Regions from separate parts of the Homo sapiens genome. Here region 1 is linked to region 2. Evidence: chromatin loops called from intact Hi-C (ENCODE). Cell type or tissue: GM12878. All regions are shown on one strand.

Region 1 (4,000 bases), 92 kb before region 2:
GGAGTTCATTTCTCAATTCTGGATTCCCAGCCTAAGGCAGGGTTAACATGTGTGACTAATATCATCTCCACCCAAGATGTTTCTCACCTCATTCCCTTCAGCCAGCCCCCGCTCTTCAGCCCCACGTCTCCCGTTCCATTTATCTCCATCAGAGAGAGATGGAATCTTCCCTGGCGATTGTGGCAGCTTGACAAGCTTCTGTTTTTCCAAGTGAATAATCCTCTTTGTAGGACATCAAGGAAACAGCTCACTTCCCCGGAGGCCTAAGCACAAAGCCGCACTGCTCCCTGGGTGGTGGATGGGCTCCTGGTCCTGTCCGAGGGGAGGCAGCCTCCGAGGGGAGGCGGGAAGGGAAGAGACACCGTCCAGGAGGAGCAGGGCCTTTCCAGAGCGGAGCAAGCCTTCAGGTTGCGCCTTGCAGCCCCGCGGCCTGTGCTCCAGAGTCTCCATTTCACTGCGGCCAGCCGGCTTCCTGAGTCCAGCATGTTTCTTGTTCATTCTTGACACCACGCACCCCTTCTAACCCCGAGTCTCCTTTTTAGAATCCCAAGTCACACCACCTTCTATTCGATGGGCTCTACGTATCAGGAAGGTACCTGTGACTGGTGGAAGGAAAATGCACTTAGCAGTAATTAGAAGCTGAGCTCAGGGTGCAGCTCCAGGGACAACGCCCGCAGCCCCGACCTCCTTCCCTGCTCAGTCCAGCACAGGAGGAAGGACACCATTTTCTCCGGCTTGCAGGTGCCGCGTGCCTTTGCCAGCTCCTCGGACGGCGGCATGGTGGTTGCTCTGTCCCTCTAGAAGCCTCTGCGCTGCAAAGGTTTGTCGGGTCATTTGACAGAGCTCCATGCGTCCCTGGAGAGTGAGGGCCGGCGCTGCTGTCCCGCATGCTGAGCTCATTAGTGCAGAACTCACTTCGGCAACTGTGGAGGCAGACAGCATGAACAAAGTGCACCTGTGAGCGACACTGCCAGCCCTTGGGAGCGGCTGCGGGCCTGCAGGGGTGAGCGGGGCGCGGCGTGGCTCTCTAGGCGCTTATGGGGGCGGGAAATGGCGGTGCCCCGGAGTAGCTGCAGGCGCCCCGGGATAGCTGCAGGTGCCCCGGAATAGCTGCAGGTGCCCCGGAGTAGCTGCAGGTGCCCCGGAATAGCTGCAGGTGCCCCGGAGTAGCTGCAGGTGCCCCGGACCTGTCTGCGCGCCGGGACACGGGTGCACTGATGCGCGGCGGGCGAACCGCTTGCTCTTCCTCCCACAGCATAGGTGCATTTTGTCTGCAAGAACGCATTGGTGGTGTCCTGATCGACACCGCCAGGACCTGGAGGGGGTGCCTGGCACAGTGACCCCGACGTTGGGCTGGCCCCAGCCTTCCTCTTCTTCCTGCTCTGTGTGGAAGGGGGGCCGCATCACCCTTGGTTCCAGGCAGCCAGCGAGCATTGCGCTCCCGGAAACCCCCTCCACGCGGGACTTCACCCCAGAGGGCTCGTCTGCTGAATAACCGTCACTCAGGCAGCATCTGGAAATTCCCCGCACTTTCAGGCTGAGATGAGACCGCATGCCTGGGAGATCTCACGGACAGCGCCGGCTTGGTGGTCAAGCGGTGGGAGGCCGAAGGCCCCGGCCTTTACAACAAGCGGGGGGTCATAGGAAGTGTCCCTTGGGGCTGGGGACCCAGGGCAGCCGTGCGGAAGGGAGTCACCCAACCAGAGCACGAAGCGCAAGGCCGTGGGCAGCCCCGCAGCCGGGCGGGTAGGACTGCCAGGACTCAGGCATTCGAGCACTTCACGTGTCACACATGCTGCGGAGAACCATTTGCCCTTCGCCACAGCCCTTAGAGTATCTACCGCGTGTGACTACTGTGGCCTCCACTTCCAAGAGAAGGAAACGGGAGTGGAGAGGTGTTTAGTTGCTTAGCCAAGCTGCCTGAGAGCTGGAGCTGATATTTGAACCCGGGCAAGTCTGACTCCAACATCTGTGTTCCTAAATATTCCCCACGTGGCCGTGGGGAAGGTCAACGCAATGAATAACGAGAAAGAAGACACACAGCTTAGACAGATTTTATGAATCAGAATTAAGCAACATAAGTTGCCCGTCTCCCCCTTCTTCCCTCCTCCCTTCTTCCCTCCTCCCCTTTCTCCCCTCCGTCCCCGCTTCCTTCCTTCATTTCTATCAGCCTTTATTGAAAGCATCCTACCTGTGTATTTTCCACAATTCCTGTCAAAATCCTGTGCTCCCAGAAGCGGAGCCTCTCCGTCTCTTGGCTCCAAAGCTGTCTGAGCCTGCCCTGGCTTCAGTCCAGAGGAGACCGGCTTCCTTCCTTCCCCTGCGGGCATCGTCGGCCCTTGCATTCGCATCCTTTGCAGGTGAAGGAATGGCATGGAATCTCGCGTGAGAACTTCATGGTTCCAATGTCAGAATTATGTAGGGATAATTAGAATTCTTAGGCCCTGGTGTGATGTAGTAGGAAGAAAAGAGGTTATGGAGTTGGCCATAGATAAAATAGAATCTCTGCTCTGCTAACTTCTAATTATGTGCTTTCAAAAAATACATTTCCCTTCCTGGATATTCAGTTTCCTGATGTGGATAACCCATCCTGATGGGCAATTATACAAGAAAATTGATGTTAAGTTCCTAGCACGGTGCCTGGCACATTGTCAATGTTCAATAAACTTTAGTTCTCATTTCTCTGTTTCTAGTGGGATTTTAAGCATCTTGGGATCCGTGTTCATTGTGTTTATCTTCACATTTCAATAGTGCCAGGTGTACACACCTTTACACACTGGGTTCACATAGCTTTGTGGAACAGATACAGAAATGAATGAATGAATAAAAATGAGCAAATAAAAGCCTTTTAATGGATAAATCCTCTTAGATCTTCCGCTGGTTATCATTCTCAGATTTTCATTTATATTGGCGAATAATTGAGCAACTAATACGCTAAATACCGAGGATAACAAGATAAGTTAAATATGCTCCATTCCATGAATGAGCTTACAGTTAAATGTGGAGACATTCATAAACGACCACCCACAATACAAATGTATAGAACACCATGGGCAGCTGAGGGACAAGAGCTTATCTATTTTGCTGCTTTGATAAATAGCAGTGTACTTATTTAATGTATTAAATTGGGAACTGATTTAATGTATCTGATCCTCTGTTTTCTCATCGGTCAAATAAGGGTGGGGACTTTGGTGACTCTGCCTCGAAGAACTTTTTCAAGTATTTAATAAAAATTGCTCTGCGGAGTACCTGACACATAGTAGATGCTAAATAAACGCTCACTGATGTCAGCACTAGTCATATATAGTCATCAGTGATATGCTGCAGGGCTTTTTCACTTCCAAGACAACATCATTAGGATATGGCATCCTCATGAATGTGAACAATTACAAAAAAGAATGGAAAGGTACCCCTGACAGAGGGAATATTTTGCATCAGCTCAGCAGCCACAGACATAGACATTGATGAGTACGGCTGGAGAATAAACGAAGATGAGGAAGTGGGGGTGAGAAACCCAAAAGCCTGGATCTCAGAGGAATTTATATGTCAAGCAAAAGCATTTGGAGTTTATTTTATAGGGAATAGCAAGCGAATCAAACACTTTAATATAGGAGGAAGGTGATCAGAGCTGTGTCTGGGGACCGTAAGTTAAGTTCTCTTTTCAAATTCCTCTGATGGCTTCTCCTATAATTCAGAATAAACAACAAAGTTTTTGCCACAATCAGTAGGCCCCCTCCCCCAAATCATCCCTCATCTCCTATCACCCCTGGTCCCCCCACCTACACACATACTCATACCCTGCAGCCCAGCCACGCTGGTCTCTGTAAACCCATCAGACACCTGCTTCAGCACCGTTGTTCTTGTTATTCCCTCCACTGGTCGGGGGTGGGGGGAACACCTCCAGCAGGTTTCTAGAAGGAACACGCCTTCCCCCCATTCAGGGCTCTGCTCAAATGCCAGCGAGTCAGGCAGGGCTTTCCTGAGCATCTTTTGGAAATAG
Region 2 (4,000 bases):
ATGTCGAATTGGTGCATTTACTTCAAGGAGCAATTCAGAATCCTATACACAGACCTTAACGAGGACACAGTAGCCTTGATTTTAATCAACAGCTTCCTCAGGCTAACGTCCCTGTGAATCTCTCTGGGCCTTGTATACTTCTTCTGTAAACTTGGTAGCACAGCAGAGACTATATCAGGTGGAAGCAGAGTGTCCTTTTCACTGTCTCATACCTACGATTCTGGACTTGGAATGAGTCACACGTGTCGCAAGCATGTTAGGATATATAGGAACAATTTAATTGGAGGGAAATATTTTCTCCTATTCCTGGCTGTCTGAGGTTCTTTGAGTCCTTTCAGTGTTAAAATATAAACCACGAAAACCACCTGTTTACAGTGTTTCCACTCTGTCAGCCAGTGTACCTCCATGTTGAATTGAACAAGAAATTGCTATGGGAATGCACACATCTGAAAGCATAAACAGGTATTTGATATCTATTTTAAATGGAAGCCAAAAAATGTCATTGGTACTTAGTATTTCTTTCCTAAAACAATCCCTTATATGTCTCCAAGCATCAGAGAAATAGAGAATTTAAGACTTGGAGGAGACCAGAGGGATCATTTGTCTAGCCTTCTCATTTTCCAGATGAACAAAGAGATGGTTTTTTTTTTCTTTGTCCCAACTGTGTGATATTTTAAAGCTCCCTAGCAGAATAATTTCCCATCTAGCTAAAGCTTATAGAGTGAGGACACATGAAGAAAACACTGGGAATTTTGCAGTGTATCAAGAACTCCACAGTGTGCTGAATGGGGCCCAGAGAATAGGTTTGCTCTCTGTTTTCTATTAATCAATCAATCAATCCAACACAAACACAACACAAAACTTGAAATTAAACATAAAAATTAACAGAGTAGCAAGTAATCAGTTCTTGGTGTCTTTGCTGTCATTCTTAGCACCTCCACATGAATAGGACAGGAGACTAAAATGTGAGAATTAGATTCCAATGTCGGCATGCAGGAGCTCCCAAGTATCATCTTTTATTTAAGCCTTCTTGTATTTTGAAGTTATATCTCATAGTTATCTAGCTACGAGAATAAAATGTATAAAATCACACCTCTTGGAAGCATTTTCTTTTTATTCATTTCTTTCATTATCATGAAGATCTTTAACTACAGGGGTGCTGAGGTTAGCCCAAACCTTTGCACAATACTCTCTTCTGCAGTAAATGATGGGATATTCTTCTTGCTCTTACAGAAAGGTAATCTTATCGATAATGCTTCCCTAGTTAGAGAGATGGTTTGCTGCTCTTAGTGCATGTTAACGATATTGTCCATTTCTGGAATGAAATTCAGCTCCCATGGCTACTTTGTCTAGCCTGTTGATGTTAGTTTTTACCATTGCCTGAAATGGGTAGCAGGTGGCTTTAAGTGAAATTCACAGTGTTCATCATTTTTTCAACCAGAAAAAGAAAAAACATGAGTAATAAAGTTCAGTCTGTGTCAATAAATGAGTAATAAAGTTCAGTCTATGTCAATGTGAAAATCTGGGCTGCCTACTAGGGTACAGAATGTGACCAGATCAGTGAGTGAGAAGGTGTCCGTGAAATCCCCAGAGTAACTGTTCTATGTTCCTCTGAAAAGAAGCACCTTGTGGCTCTGAGGTTCTTTGAGGAAAGTCCCTTCTCCCTGTTCAGTCATATACACCTGCTTTCTGCAGAATGTCAGAACCCAAGTTTGTTTGTTTGTTTGTTTCACTCTCGGGGAATTTCCAGTTTGTGATTTCATCAATTCAGTGGCTCCCATATTTGGTGGTATTATTTAAAATGCCAGATACATAAAGCATTTAGAGCTCAGAGATGCCCTTCTTCCCAGAGAAGTGTAGCATCACTCTTAGACATAAAGAGGCTTTCCTAATTGAAGAACTTGAAGAGTCTTTGTTGCATCTCAGACTCCCCATCTGAACCTGTAGATCTTATTGTCTCTATGAACAGGTGGAATATTGTTAGATCCAGGGCCACCAGCTGTCCTGGAGCACACATCAAAGAGGTACCCCTAGAATTGTGCAAAAACATGATATAGTTGGGTCTGCATTTTACAATGGATGTAAGTCCTCGGGACCAGTGTTTTCTACTATAAGCCTAAACAGTATGATGGGCAAAACCTGCCTTCAGAGAAATGTGTGCATTACTTAGCAGTTTCACTTCATTCTATGTTATAGGAAAAATTATCTACTCATATCGTACTCAAAGGTCTTCTATCTCTATTCATGCTAAGCTATTATATTTGAAATCTATAAATTCTCTTTTATAAGATGATGAATTTAACTTGCTCAGTACTAATCACAGTTTTGGAAACAGTTTCTAGTGTATGCATTACCTTAAATTGTTAATCTATGGTTTTGCACTTTTTCCTGTCAATCTATAATTAAATCATATGAAAACACACTGATTTTACATCATTAAAATAAAGGTGTATTCTGATTATCTCTGATGACTATGGCTTCCTAGCATTCATTATTTAATTGCTAGACATTTTATTATCAGCTCACATGGTGTTATCTAAATTAATTGTGAACTTTAATATATTTGTATCTAAAAAGAAAATCAGTTTTCTCCTCATAAAGTAGACTCAGAAAGCTGAATAGGCAAATTTTATGCTAACAACCTAATATCCTCTTGCAGTTAGGAACAGAATAAGAATGTTTATGGAAATGTCCCTTTCAGTTATTTATCAGAGCTCTTGAATGGTGATACTGTTCTATCAGTTGCATGAGATGACACATGTTTTATCCAACTGTTTGGTGACTGGATTTCTAAATTAATGTCAAGACAGAAAAGTCAGTGGGATGTAAGAAGTTCCCTGAAATGTGGTCTGAATATCCAGGGCTGTCCACTCTGGCCTTGAGGGGTTGCCAGAAATTCTTGACTGGGGCTAGGAAAGAGAGAAAGGGAAAAACATAGTCAGGGCCATTGTTACATCAGTGGATGGGGAGGCTGAGATCACACAGAAGGAACTGCACCTACTGGATGAACTAGAGAAGGAGTATATTAGTCTGTTCTCATGCTGCTGATAAAGACATACCCGAGACTGGATAATTTATAAAGAAAAGAAGTTTAATTGACTCACAGTTCCACATGGCTGGGGAGGCCTCCCAACCATGCAGAAGGTAAGGAGGAGCAAAGTCACATCTTACATGGTGGCAGGCAAGAGAGCGTGTGCAGGAGAACTGCCCTTTATAAAATCATCAGATCTCATGAGACTTATTCACTATCTCGAGAACAGCACGGGAAAGACCCATCCACATGATTCAATTACCTCCCACTGGGTCCCTCCCACGACACATGGGAATTGTGAGAGCTACAATTCCAGATGAGATTTGGGTAGGGACACAGAAAAACCATGTCAGGGAGTTAAAATTTAAAAGGCAGAAGGCAGTCATATTCTACCATGGCTCACAGCAAAACAATTATTTGATAAAATTCCATTATATTTAATACCAAAAAGACAAGAAAATATATTCAGTGAGTGCCTGTTATGATGCAGGTACCAAATTAAGAACTTTATATACATACCTCACTTAATCTTCACAGTAGATATGCAAGGAGGATTTGATTGTCTACATCTTACAAGTGAGAAAACTGAGGCTCGGAGTGATCAGAAAACTTGCTCAGGAGCACATGGCTAGAATGTGGCAGAGGTGGGAAATTGAATCATTTCCATTTTACACCATCGATAAAAATTACCGAGGCTCAAGTCTGTAATATAATGTTAATCTGTACAACTCTGTAGCAATACTAAGTGTGACGCTCAGAGACACTGTAACTTGGTCCAAATCAAACTGCGAGTAAATTGCAGAGCTGGGATTGGAGCCAAGGTCATTTTAATTCCAAAATGTACACTCTTTCCAACACATTGCATTCCACCGCCTACAAAGTCCTTCCTGTTATACTAAACAGCCTCTCTAGGGAAACAAACAACTATTTATCTGCCCAAGGTGCCGAATCATACTTCTGCTTTAAGAT

What was found. A loop is a pair of places that touch in the nucleus more often than their neighbours do. Peaks named below come from ENCODE experiments on the same cell type or tissue, not always from the same donor. Only the 100,000 strongest peaks of a DNase experiment are listed, where the experiment ranks them.
Region 1: it touches region 2 in a loop (1.9-fold over the local background); 1 of 110 quality-filtered maps calls a loop at or near these places.

Annotation. Positions count from the first base shown.
Region 1 is chr11:133,358,735-133,362,734 of GRCh38, reverse strand. All of the region lies in intron 1 of OPCML (opioid binding protein/cell adhesion molecule like), which reads left to right. It overlaps OPCML-IT1 (OPCML intronic transcript 1), which reads left to right. Exons shown (of 2, transcript NR_046790.1): 2 at 543-2,678. Among named protein-coding and RNA genes, the nearest start is that of OPCML-IT1, 5.3 kb to the left of the region's middle. RefSeq lists an enhancer at 1,414-1,914. In GM12878, no CTCF peak of the experiment used is centred here; a DNase peak (open chromatin) is centred at 1,524.
Region 2 is chr11:133,267,018-133,271,017 of GRCh38, reverse strand. The region is part of intron 1 of OPCML (opioid binding protein/cell adhesion molecule like); the gene reads left to right. It overlaps LOC124902796 (a long non-coding RNA gene), which reads left to right. Exons shown (of 2, transcript XR_007062959.1): 2 at 1-4,000. Among named protein-coding and RNA genes, the nearest start is that of OPCML-IT1, 97 kb to the left of the region's middle. RefSeq lists an enhancer at 1,534-1,823. In GM12878, no CTCF peak of the experiment used is centred here; a DNase peak (open chromatin) is centred at 1,597; H3K27ac peaks cover 2,467 bases.